Linked DNA regions of Homo sapiens: region 2 is linked to region 1. Evidence: chromatin contacts called from ENCODE POLR2A ChIA-PET data. All regions are on one chromosome and are shown on one strand. Each heading gives the region's core, a stretch centred on a gene start or an enhancer-like site at or near the end of the contact. The rest is flanking DNA. Distances are from core to core; before and after follow the strand shown.

What was found. ChIA-PET counts read pairs that join two places held with the same protein, here RNA polymerase II (POLR2A).
Region 2: POLR2A ChIA-PET joins it to region 1 with 12 read pairs in activated T-cell. The contact joins two enhancer-like sites. POLR2A ChIA-PET finds 5 or more read pairs at or near these places in 8 of 52 experiments (B cell, CD8-positive, alpha-beta memory T cell, H1 and 4 more).

What each region holds. Positions count from the first base shown.
Region 1 is chr1:27,134,660-27,140,593 of GRCh38, reverse strand. All of the region lies in intron 1 of SLC9A1 (solute carrier family 9 member A1), which reads left to right. Among named protein-coding and RNA genes, the nearest start is that of SLC9A1, 17 kb to the left of the region's middle. RefSeq lists enhancers at 2,273-3,084, 4,681-4,750. Within about 2 kb of position 2,898, at least 24 of the 41 ENCODE cell types and tissues checked have a DNase peak (open chromatin) inside an H3K27ac peak, as active enhancers do.
Region 2 is chr1:27,068,608-27,074,541 of GRCh38, reverse strand. No RefSeq gene overlaps it. Among named protein-coding and RNA genes, the nearest start is that of TENT5B, 59 kb to the right of the region's middle. Within about 2 kb of position 3,651, at least 3 of the 41 ENCODE cell types and tissues checked have a DNase peak (open chromatin) inside an H3K27ac peak, as active enhancers do.

The DNA.
Region 1 (5,934 bases), core at 1,649-4,148:
CTGAGCCTCAGTTTCCCCAGTCTAAAGGGGGGTGATGTCTGTAAAGCCCTGAGCACATTGTAAGTGCTCACTAATGGGAGTTGCTACTATTCCTGGAGCCTTAAAGGAAGAGGTGAGGGTGGGGTCAAGCACTGGAGGATGGTTTTAGGTATATGGACTGGAGGGCATTGGGGTGAGCTGAGTACTGAGGTTAGGGGTGCAAATGAGACCATTAGCTGAATTGTCTGAGCTCGTTCTTTAGTTGGGAGGTGGGGAGACACATGTTCAGCAAATGGATTCGTGCTGATAAATACTGTACTGAAGATGGAAAGATGGATAAATATAATCCCAGCCTCAAGGGAGAGGCTGGCATGTAAACAGGCACTTGTGATGTGCTGTGAAGTGCTGCAGCAGGAGCCTGCAGAGCTGTGGGTGTGCGGGAGGGAGGAGTGGAGGTGGGTGGGTCAGGAAAGGCTTCCCAGAGCTTTGAGCTGGGTCCTGAAGGTTAAGAATGAGTGTTTTGGCCAGGTGCGGTGGCTCACACCTGTAATCCCGGCACTTTGGGAGGCTGAGATGGGCGGATCACTTGAGGTCAGGAGTTCCAGACCAGCCTGGTCAACATGGTGAAAGCTCATCTCTACTAAAAATACAAAAATTAGCCAGGTGTGATGGTGCAAGTCTCTAATCCCAGCTACTTGGGAGGTTGAGACAGGAGAATGGCTTGAACCCAGGAGGTGGAGGTTGCTGTGAGCCGAGATCGCCTCACTGCACTCTAGCCTGGGCGACAGCGAAACTCTGTTTCAAAAAAAAAAAAAAACAATGAGTGTGCTTAGCTCACATAGAGGGGAGAACTGGAGAAGGGCACAGAGATGTGAATGACACAGAGCCACAGATCATGCAGAACCATTGACCTTTGCTTCTAAAACTCATTGGGATGTTTCCAACCCTTCCACCTCACCCCCAAACACGCCTCACTCACCTGTTTTGCTGGGCAGAGAAGCTAACTGCACCTGTGGGGCACTGAGCACCTGTGATGGCTGTCGCCCTGGTATAGGCAGTGAGGACAGAGCTACCTACCACTTACTGAGACCCTGCCAGTGCCTGGCTTTGTGCTCAGGGCTTCGCATAGTGCATCATTGCCTTCTGCACTATGTGACGGCCCCGAAGGGTGCGAGTCATGGTATCTAGCTTTATTTAGCTTACAGCTACTTTAGGAAAGTGAAACAGGGAATAATTAAGTGCTCGAGGATTGCTGTGCTGTTGCCTCAAAGAACAGGAGACCTTTAGGAAGGGGAGAAATGTGGCTGGAATGAACATGGAGCAGAGATCTTTGTGCAGACACCTTCACCAGACCCTTCTAAGAGGGAGGGAAGGTGACCAATCAGGCAATGGCCGTGACACCGGTTAAGGCTCTTTGCAGGCTCTGAGTACTAGGTATGGGCAGGCACCTGTTGGGGAGCCCAGCCAGCTGCAGGAAAAGTCTGGGTGAGGAGTCAGTGAGAAATAAGACAGTAGGTGGGCGGGGCTGGATGAAGCATCTGGAACTCCAGAGGGGTGTAGACTTGGCCAGGGCTCCTCAGACTGGTGGCAAACACAACCACACCTGTCAAAGGCTTGCCTCTTCACTCCATCTTCTCCAACCCGGGTGATTCCCGGGCCTCCTGAATGGTCTTGCGGCTCCACTGCTGTCTGCCTGCAGGCAGCTCTCCCCAGAGCAGCCGCAGGGAGCTTTGAGACCTGTAAACCAGAGCATGGTGTTTCCCCTGCTGAAAACCTTTCAAATGCTTCCTGATGAACTTGGGAGAAAATGCAAGGAAAGTGTGGCCCACCCCTTTCTCCACTTCATGCCCCACTACCCTTTCCCTGTTCCAGTCGCACCGGCCTTCCTGTGTCCCTAACGCACATCTGCCTTGCCAGGCCTGTTCCTCCATACAGCTGTGGCATTTGCTCGATCCCCAGCCTGGAGCACTGCCCATAGACTGCCTCGCGCCGGTGCTCTCCTTCAGGCCCTAGATCAAACGTCATCTCTTCAGAGAGGCCTCCCTGACTGTCCAGTCTAACGGGCAGCACACGCCCCACCAGCTGCCTCTACCCCCATGTCAGACACTATTCTGGATCTGAGGACACAGCCAGGAACAAGACAGAAGAGGCTCCTGATGTCAGGGGGCTCCCATGCCAGCATGGAGCATTGGATGTGGACAAAGCAGTGTCAGGTAGTGGTAAGTGTCCTGAAGAAGGCAGACATGAGGGAGAGGTGGGGCTGCTGGATGGCCAGCAAGGGTTCTCTAAGGAGCTGGTGTCTGAGCTGAGACCCAAAGGACAAGAAGAGCTCATCTTCCAAAGACCAGGGCCCCTGAGGGGGGTGTGCTTGAGGAACCTGAAGTGCGGGGGAAGAGGGGAAGCATGGTGTGAGAATGGAGAAGAGGGCAGGGGCCAGATCATGCCAGGCCCGTGGGCCTGGGGCTAGGATTCATGGTGCTGTGTGGCACCATCAAAGGCTCTTGAGTAGCATGACATGGTCTGACCTGGGGAGGGATGTGCGGACAGCCTGGGAGTGCGATAGAGTCGGCTCAGGCCCTGGGCTGGCCCCACTCAGTGTCCTGCCTGCCAGCAGCTCAAGCTGGGTCTATGAGGGCAACAGAGTAAAGCTTCCCGACAGGCACCACTGGCCAAGCCAGCAGTGGGATGGAAGCTCCAGCCTAGGAGAGCTGCTAGCAGGGAGGGGCGAGCAGGACGCTGGAGCAGAGTGGGCGTGGAGTCAGGGGCACATTGGGGAGGGAGGGGCTGAGTGGGCACCAGGCTCTGCTGGACTCCTGCTGGCCACCCCTCCCTTGCTGAGCCTCAGCGCCTGCAGGCAAACAGTCACCAGACCTGTCATGTGGGAGGCGTGGCATTGCTGAACACCAGGGTTGGACATGCGTGTTCCCTGCTGAACCCTATGGTCGTGGCCTGGGGAGTTGTCAGGTCAGGAAAGGGCAGACCTAGAATCAGAACCAGACTTTAGCACTGGGAGGGATCCTAGAGACTGCAGAAGTCCAGGAGGAGAAGATAAGGGGTTAGGGAATCAAAAGACCAGGACTGAAACCCCCCTCCCCCACTTGCAACTTTGTGGTCCCCATGTGCAAAGGTGTGGAGGTTAAATGAGAATGCTGAGGCGAGCACCTAGCAGTAAGGGCTTCTAAATGTCTGACATGATGACAGAGCCCGGCCCATCCCCCTCAGCTCACAGAGGAAGCAGAGGCCAGGGCGGAAGTGACTTGCTTAAGGGCCACAGAGCTGCATTGAGCTCAGCTCCCCGACCTCTAGTCCAGGCTCTCCTGTGATGCTATAAGTGGTCCTTCTTCCCACATCGTTCCCTCCGCAGAGGTGAGGCGGCCTCCTGCCTGTCCCACTTTCTTTTCAGCCTGCCTCTGAGCACCTACCATGCAGCAGACACAGTTGCGTGGTTGGTGGTTCCCACCCTGGAAGCGCTGGCACTGACACTTGTGTGTGGGAGACAGACATGTAAACAACTAAAACACAAGGCAGGCTGAAGTGCCGCAGGGACACAGCACGTTGCAGGTGGGCCCTGGGGGCAGATGGGGCTCCATCTGGCACTACCACTTACAATGGAATGGCAACGAGGCCCAAACCTAAGTTAGAACAGATCAAGAGGGCCTTGGATTCAATGCAGAGAAGTGTGGGCTCTTTCCTGAAGATGGGGGAACTGCAGAGGTTCTGGAGGAGCCATGACCATGACTGGCCTGTGTTTAGGATGAGGGCTCTCCTGGCTGATGGAGAAGGGACTAGATGAAGCTTTTCCCCCAGTGTTCTTGGCTCTGGGAATTTTCCGCCTCCTCCTTCCATGGATAATTATCCTTCCTAAGAAACTGATCAGATGGGAAACTGCAGGAAATTGTTTGGGACGGGGATTGTGTAGGAGTTGAGGGGAGAGTGGAGAGGATGTAGCCGGAGAGGGGTATCCGTGCCAAGCAGCAGGTGGTGGCTCCCTTCAGAGGGGAGGGAGGGAAGCCTGGGCAGGGCTGGGAATTTAGAGCAGGAAGATGCAGGTGCTTCTGGGGGAGCTGAGTCCCTCAAAACTCCTGGTCTTATCCTCGGTTGAGGAGAGGGGTTAGGGTGACTGGCAGGGTCTGACTTTTCTGGGTCAACAAGAGCTGGGGAAAGTGTGAGGCAGTGTGGCCCAGTGGGCGGGGCCAAGCCCAGGCCCAGCTCTGCTTGGAAATTCCCTTATTGTGGGCCAGGGCTAGTTAGGAGTGGTGAGTGTGCACTGGGCATCCTCCCTTGGCACAGAGCAGTCCTCCTCCTGCCCCCTGCTCCCAGCAGACCCAGAGCTTGAGTCGTGGACCTGGCTGCTGTCCCCTTGCTAGTTAAGCAGCAGTTCTCCATGAGCTGAGGCTTCTGGAGAGCCAGGCTTCCCTTAGTGACTGAACCACAGGGATGTGTGCTTAGCGCTGAGGATAAGGGGGTCCCCACATCTGAAGCCAGGAGCGAGACTGCCTCTAGAGGGGCCCAGAAGGCTCTGCAGGTGGAGATTCAAGGCATCCTTCTGGGCAGTCAGGGGCCAATAGAGACTGCAGAGTCCAACAGACCTGTCTGAATCCCAGCTCTACTACCTGCCTGCTATATGCCTGTAGGCTGATTATCTGACCTGTGTCATTTTTCTGCAGATAATTCTGGGGTAACCACAGTTCTGACTTGGATCATCATCAGTTGATCTTACCTGTTCTTGAACTTCATCTGAATGGAATCATAGGTACTCTTGTGTGTCTGGCTGCTTTTGCTCAGCCTATCTGTGAGATTCCTCTTCACTGTCACATGTACCAGAGGTTTGTTCATTTTATTGCTGTTCGGTGTTGCCTCGTATGAATACACCACAGTTGGCTCACTCTCCTGTTGATGGGCTTTTGGATTGGTTCCCTTTTTTTGACAATTGTGAATAAAGCTGCTCTGAGCATTCTTGTACTCCGTAGGGTTTTGTGAGAATTAAATGAAATAATCTGTGACAGTAAAGTGTTTAGTACTGAATTTTGACTCAGAGAGCAGGTGCTCAGAACATTTTCCCTCCAGATTTTTTTTTTTTTTTTTTTTTCCAGAAAAAAGGAAGAAATAAAAAAAAAAATCAAACACTGCTTAAGTATATAAAGAAGAAAAATGCAAGTTATACCCCTTTTACTCCCTTGCTTCTCGGGCCGAGCACTCTGAATAGTTCATCCTGGGCTTTTCTCTACAGTGGTGTGAACCACTTTTTCATAAAAAATGTTAATCTGTGCACAGTGGCTCACCCCTGTAATCCCAGCACTTTGGGAGACCAAGGTGGGAGCATCATTTGAACCTGGGAGTTTCAGACCAGCCTGGGCAACCTAGGGAGACCCTGTCTCTACAAAAATAAAATAAAAAATTAGTAGGGCATGGTGGCACAGGCCTGTGGTCCCAGCTACTTGGGAGGCTGAAGTGGGAGGATTGCTTGAGCTCAAGAGGTCGAGGCTGCAGTGAGCCATGATTGTGCCACTGCACTCCAGCCTGACAGAGCAAGACCCTGCCTTTAAAAAAAAAAAATTTGGCATAAAAACAACCATGCTGGTCTGGCATGGTGGCTCATGCCTGTAATCCCAGCACTTTGGGAGCCGAGGCAGGCAGATCACCTGAGGTCAGGAGTTGGAGACCAGCCTGGCCAACATGGTGAAACCCCATCTCTACTAAAAATACAAAAATTAACTGGGCATGGTGGCACATGCCTGAAGTCCCAGCTACTTGGGAGGCCAAGGTGGGAGAATCATTTGAACCCGGGAGGCAGAGGTTGCAGTGAGCCGAGATTGTACCACTGCACTCCAGCCTGGGTGACAGAGCAATTTGCTCTTGAAACAAACAAAATCGTGCTGTCTGTACTCTTTTGCAGCTTAACTTTTTAAATTAAATCGGATCTTTTGAAAGAGTTTCCTTATCGGCATCAAGAGA
Region 2 (5,934 bases), core at 2,402-4,901, 67 kb after region 1:
GCCCATCAAGGGTGAGGTTTCTCCACTGACTTCACCACTGGGCATGGGGGAACCAGGACGCATCTCAGATGATCCCACCCCACCCTGGGCTCTTCAGATCCTCCCTATCTCTGCTCAACAGCAGCTTCCATTTCCCTTTGAGACTCAGGGTCACACCATAATGACTCATATTTTATCATCTGTTTTCTCAGTGGTGGTGACAGTCTCAGCTTCCACTTCAGAGGAATCATTTTTTAACCTCCTGATGGATCCAGTCCTCCCCTGAGGACCAAGGATGTGCCACTCCCTGCACTGGCTCCCAGACCCATGGACACTGACTCCAGGAGAAACAGCATCATGTGTTTTTTTGAGACAAGGTCTTGCTCTGTCGCCCAGGTTGGAGTGCAGTGGTGTGATCATGGCTAACTGCAGCCTTGACCTTATAGGCTCGGGTGATCCACCCACCTCAGCTGCCCAAGTACCTGAGACTACAGGTGTGTGCCACTACACCTGGCTAATTTTTTTTTTTTTAGAGACGGGGTCTCACTACATTGCCCAGGCTGGTCTTAAACTCCTGTGCTCAAGCAATCCTCCCACCTTGGCCTCACAAAGTGCTGGGATTTCAGTCACGGAGTCACCACACCCGGCCGTATCACATGTTGTTACTGGCACAGAGCATATGCCCCCTTCTGCAGATCTGCAGGCTTCCAAGGTGGTGTGACTTGGCTGCCAGGGCAGTTCACCATGCAGAGACCACCTAACCCAGGGTCATGGGTATAAGGAAAGTCCAATGAGCCCCACAGGGACCGGCCCACTGTTCATTGTTGTTGTTGTTGTTGTTGGTTTTTTTGTTCTTTATGTTTTTGAGATGGAGTCTCACTCTGTTGCCCAGGCTGGAGTGCAGTGGCATGATCTCGGCTCACTGCAGCCTCCACCTCCCAGGTTCAAGTGATTCTTCTGCCTCAGCCTCCTGAGTAGCTGGGACTACAGGCACCTGCCACCATGCCCAGCTAATTTTTATATTTTTAGTAGAGATGGGGTTTCACCATGTTGGCCAGGCTGATCTTGAACCTCGGACCTCAGGTGATCCACCTGCCTCAGCCTCCCAAAGTGCTGGGATTATAGGCGAGAGCCACTGTGTCTGGCCTGGCCCACTGTTTCACACCTCTGCAGCCTTCACAGAAGCATGAGCTTCTCGGCAGGAGGCAATGTCCTGTAGGACACCCAACAGGTGCCCTTCAGTGAGACCCTGATTGGAAGTGCAGAGGGAGGATGGAAACGCAAGTCCAGCTCGACAACAAGGATCCATCGAAGGAGGACAAATTGCTGTCTTCCATGAAGGAAAATGTTTGTGTAACCAGGCAGTCACCAGCTGGCTGGCTGAGCCACAAGGGCTCAGGTGTGGCCACTCAGAGGTGATGGCAACCAGGTTGGCTTTGGTGAGGGAAGGTCGTACTGGAGAAGCTGGGCAAAACCTCCATGCCTGCCCCCATACCTGCCCCCATGCCTGCCTCCTTACCTGCCTCCATGCCTGCCTCCTTACCTGCCCCCATGCCTGCCCCCATACCTGCCTCCATACCTGCCTCCATGCCTGCCCCCCATGCCTGCCTCCATGCCTGCCTCCGTGCCTGCCCCCATACCTGCCTCCGTGCCTGCCCCCATACCTGCCTCCATGCCTGCCCCCATGCCTGCCCCCATGCCTGCCCCCATACCTGCCTCCGTGCCTGCCTCCGTGCCTGCCCCCGTACCTGCCCCCGTACCTGCCCCCATGCCTGCCCCCATGCCTGCCTCCATGCCTGCCTCCATACCTGCCTCCATACCTGCCTCCGTGCCTGCCCCCTTGCCTGCCCCCTTGCCTGCCCCCGTGCCTGCCCTCATGCCTTCACCCATACCTGCTTCCATGGCCACTTTGTTCGTGGCCCCATTGATTCGTTTCTTGACCAGCTGTGGCTTATGGGAGACTCACAGAACCCAGGACTTCACCACGTAACAGTATGTTCTCCTCTTGGGAAGCAGATGGAATTAACAAACGGTAACTATTAAGCAAGTTACACCAGGAGATAAATTACATATATTGCAACAAGGGGAAAGAAAACATGTGATGTTTGCAAAATTCTTAAGGGAATTTATCCTTGTCCTGGAAAAAAAAAAAAAAAAGCTGGCTTGCTGGTCAACATTTCTATTCGAAAATTAAGGCTCATCGTGCTTCAAGTAAGGTAAGGAAGTCTGGGATGTCACCCTGGATGCCACCTCAAATGAGGTAGAGTCACAAACTAGTGGTGACTAGTTCTGTCCCCAGGGAATAATGATCACATGTTGATTGGCATTATTAGAGCAGGATAATGGACCAGGAAAAACCCTGTAAATGGTCTGTATCCTCTTTTTATTATTATTATTTTATTTTTTTATTTTTTTGAGAAAGTCTTGCTCTGTCACCCAGGCTGGAGTGCAGTGGTGCAATCTCGGCTCACTGCAACCTCCGCCTCCCGAGTTCAAGCGATTCTCCTGCATCCACCTCCTGAGTAGCTGGGATTACAGGCGTGCACTACCACGCTCGGCTAATTTTTGTATTTTTACTAGACACGGGGTTTTGCCATGTTAGCCAGGCTGGTCTCAAACTCCTGACCTCAGGTGATCCACCGGCCTTGGCCTACCAAAGTGCTGGGATTACAGACGTGAGCCACCGCGCCCAGCGTGTATCTCTTATTCTAAAATTTAAGTCTCATTGCAATTGGAAGTATCAAAGGTAAGGCTACATGTGGTTGGGACATCTTCTTGAATTTTGTCCAGGTCCTAATAATAGAGAAAGGGAAGATGGTGACACCCACAGGTGTCACCTGACTGTTAAAAGCCTCTTTTGAGGGGGAGGGCTTTGGTAAACAGTCACTCGGGTCAAGCATTCTCTTGTAATCTGGGCCGTTTCTGAGAGTCCCACCACATAGTTGCTGACCCAGTGCCTCTGTTTCACCAACTTCCCCATCACCCCCTCCCAAGACTGGCCCACCCGGCAAGACCACCAGCCACTGCCCCGGCTGAAGTAGAGCCAGACCTTGGGCCACCTTTCCTTTCACACAAAGTGCAGCTCTTCATACAGGACCCCACGTGCCTGTCAGTGCTTCTGCCCAGGAGCTCCAGTCTTCACCAGTCTTTCTGCTTGCATCTACCCTGGACTGCTGCAGGCACGGGAAGGGCCTCTCCTCCCTCTTGCTGGTGGAGACAGGCAGCAGTGCCTCCGCAACTCATTTCAGGCTGGGGCTGGCTGCTGCGGAACCATCTGTTCCCAGGCTGTGGAGAGAGCTCAGAGTTGTCTGAGGAATGACCTCGAAGGCTCATCCTGGGTTGCCTGGCAACCAGCAAGCTGGGACCAGTGGCTCCCTGTCCATACAGGAGGGGCAGTGCCTGAACTCAGCTTCCCACGGAGGGAGTTGGGAGCCGAGGGAGATGGGAGTGCAGTGCCTCCGTACAGGCCCACGCTCCACCACACAGCTGGCACAAGCTCAAAATATTCATGCCCCACCCCATTGCCTAAGGTCATTCTCACACCCAGCCATGACAAGGGAGAACGTAGAGGGGCTTGCATCCCTGTGCTCCCTGATGCCTCCAGCCTCACACTGGACGCCATGTGCCTGTCACCGCTTCTGCCCAGGAGATCCAGTCTTCACCAATCTTTCTGCTGGCATCCACCCAGGCTGTCTGCCTGGCTCATGCTCGAGTGTTCAGTTGGTCTTAGGGACCTGTGCCCAAGGTATGGGCGGACGCAGGGGCTTTGGGAAGCTGGAGAAGGGACTCTGGGGAAGGAGCTGCCTGCTGAGAGGCTCAGCTGGGCTTCAGGACATGCCTGCGCTCAGCCCTCACCCACGTGTACTTTCTCCCCTTGATGACAGAAACCGTTGGGCACACCTGACTTTGTGGCAAGGTCAGACAGTGCTCAGCTCTGGTCACATGGTCCCCAGGTGCCGCAAGTCAGGTGTTCCATCTCCCCAGGGCCCAGGAGCTTACCAAAGGCATGAGCTGTTTCTCAGGAGAACCATGGTTTACAGAAGGGGGCGCAGCTTTGCACTAAAATCCTGGCTCCTGAGCTGAGATTGGCTTCCTGGGGCTGGTCCCAGGCTCCATAAGGGTAGCTCGATGTGCTGTAGACACTGGTAGCCTCAGATGATTCCAGCAAGCTTTGGAGTGAGCGCTGTGTGTGAGGGCAGGGTTACGAAGGCTGGGTCATCCTCACCATCCAGGGCCCTGGGGACAGGGCTACCTCCTCAGGGAGGGCTGCCCAGAGCCTGCCTCAGGGGATGGACACAGATGACCTGAGGCCCTGGGTGCTTGACCCCTGCCCTCCACCCTCACTGCCTCCCCCAAGTCCCCTGATCTCCACCTGCCTTCAGTTCACCCAAGGGTTCGGAATGGACTCCTGATTTTCTTAAGAGTTACATGAGGACACAGAATGAAGCCCTGTGGTCTCCAACTTGAGTGTGCCTTGAAGTCCTCTGCATGGAGAACGTGGTTAAAGGAGAACTGCCCAGGTCCCAGCTCTAGAGAGTCTAATTCAGCAGAGCTGAGTGGTATACCAGAATAGACATTTTATTTTATTTATTTTTTTTAGAGACAGGGTCTACTTCTGTCACCCAGGCTGGAATGCAGTGGCACTCACTTCAACCCCAAACTCCTGGGCTCAAGTGATCCTCCTGCCTCAGCCTCCCGAGTAGCTGGGACTGTAGAGAGGTGTGCGCCACCATGCCTAGCTAATTAAAAAATTTGTGTAGGGGCTGGACATAGTGGCTTACTCCTGTAATCCCAGCACTCTGGGAGGCCAAAGCAGACAGATCACTTGAGGTCAGGAGTTCGAGACCAGCCTGGCCAACATGGTGAAACCCCGTCTCTACTAAAAATACAAAAAAAGGCTGGGCGCAGTGGTTCATGCCTGTAATCCCAGCACTTTGGGAGACCGAGGTGGGTGGATCACGAGGTCAGGAGATCAAGACCAGCCTGGCCAAGATGGTGAAACCTCATCACTACTAAAAATACAAAAATTAGCTGGGCGTGGTGGCGGGTGTCTATAATCCCAGCTACTTGGGAGGCTGAGGCAGAGAACTGCTTGAACCCAGGAGGTGAAGGTTGTAGTGAGCCGAGATCACGCCACTGCACTCCAGCCTGGACGACAGAGCAAGACTCCGTCTCAAAAAAAACAAATGAACAACAACGAAAAAAAGTAGCCAAGCATGTGGTGGCGTGCATCTGTAATCATAGCTACTTGGGAGGCTGAGGCAGGAGAATCACTTGAACCTGGGAGGTGGAGATTGCAGTGAGCTGAGATGGCGCCACTGCACTCCAGCCTGGGCGACAGCCAGACTCTGTCTTAAAAAAAAAAAAAAATTCTTTTGTAGAGATGGGATCTTGCTATGTTGCCCAGCCTGGTCTCAAACTGCCAGGCTCAAGTGAGCCTCCCTCCTCAGCCTCCCAAAGTGCTAGGATGATAGATGTGAGCCACTGCACCTGGCCTATAATCTGTGTTTTAAACACGCTTCTCACCGTGATTCTGATTCAGGTAGTCACCCATCAACACTTTAAGAAACACTGGTGGAGTTTCTCAGGGTCAGGCAAGCCTGGGTCTAAATCCAAGTTCTACTCCAGCATTAATCTGGATTCATTTCAGCTACGAATGATGGATACCTGAATAACAGAAGCCTAAATGTGATAGAATTTTGTTGCTCTCATTTAAATTTTATTCTCTCTAGGAATACAGTCCAGGCTGGCACAGTGATGCCACAATCATTAGGGACCTAGACTTTTTCTGTCTTGTTGCTCCCAAATTCTCTGCATTTGTCTTTTGTCTCATGGCCCAAAATAGCTGCTCCAGCTCGAGCCATCATGCCTACATTTCATGCAGCAGGAAAGAAGAAAGGGGAGGAGAAAGACACATTGCCTCCGTTTAAGGGCAGTTCTTGAAAGTTGCATATG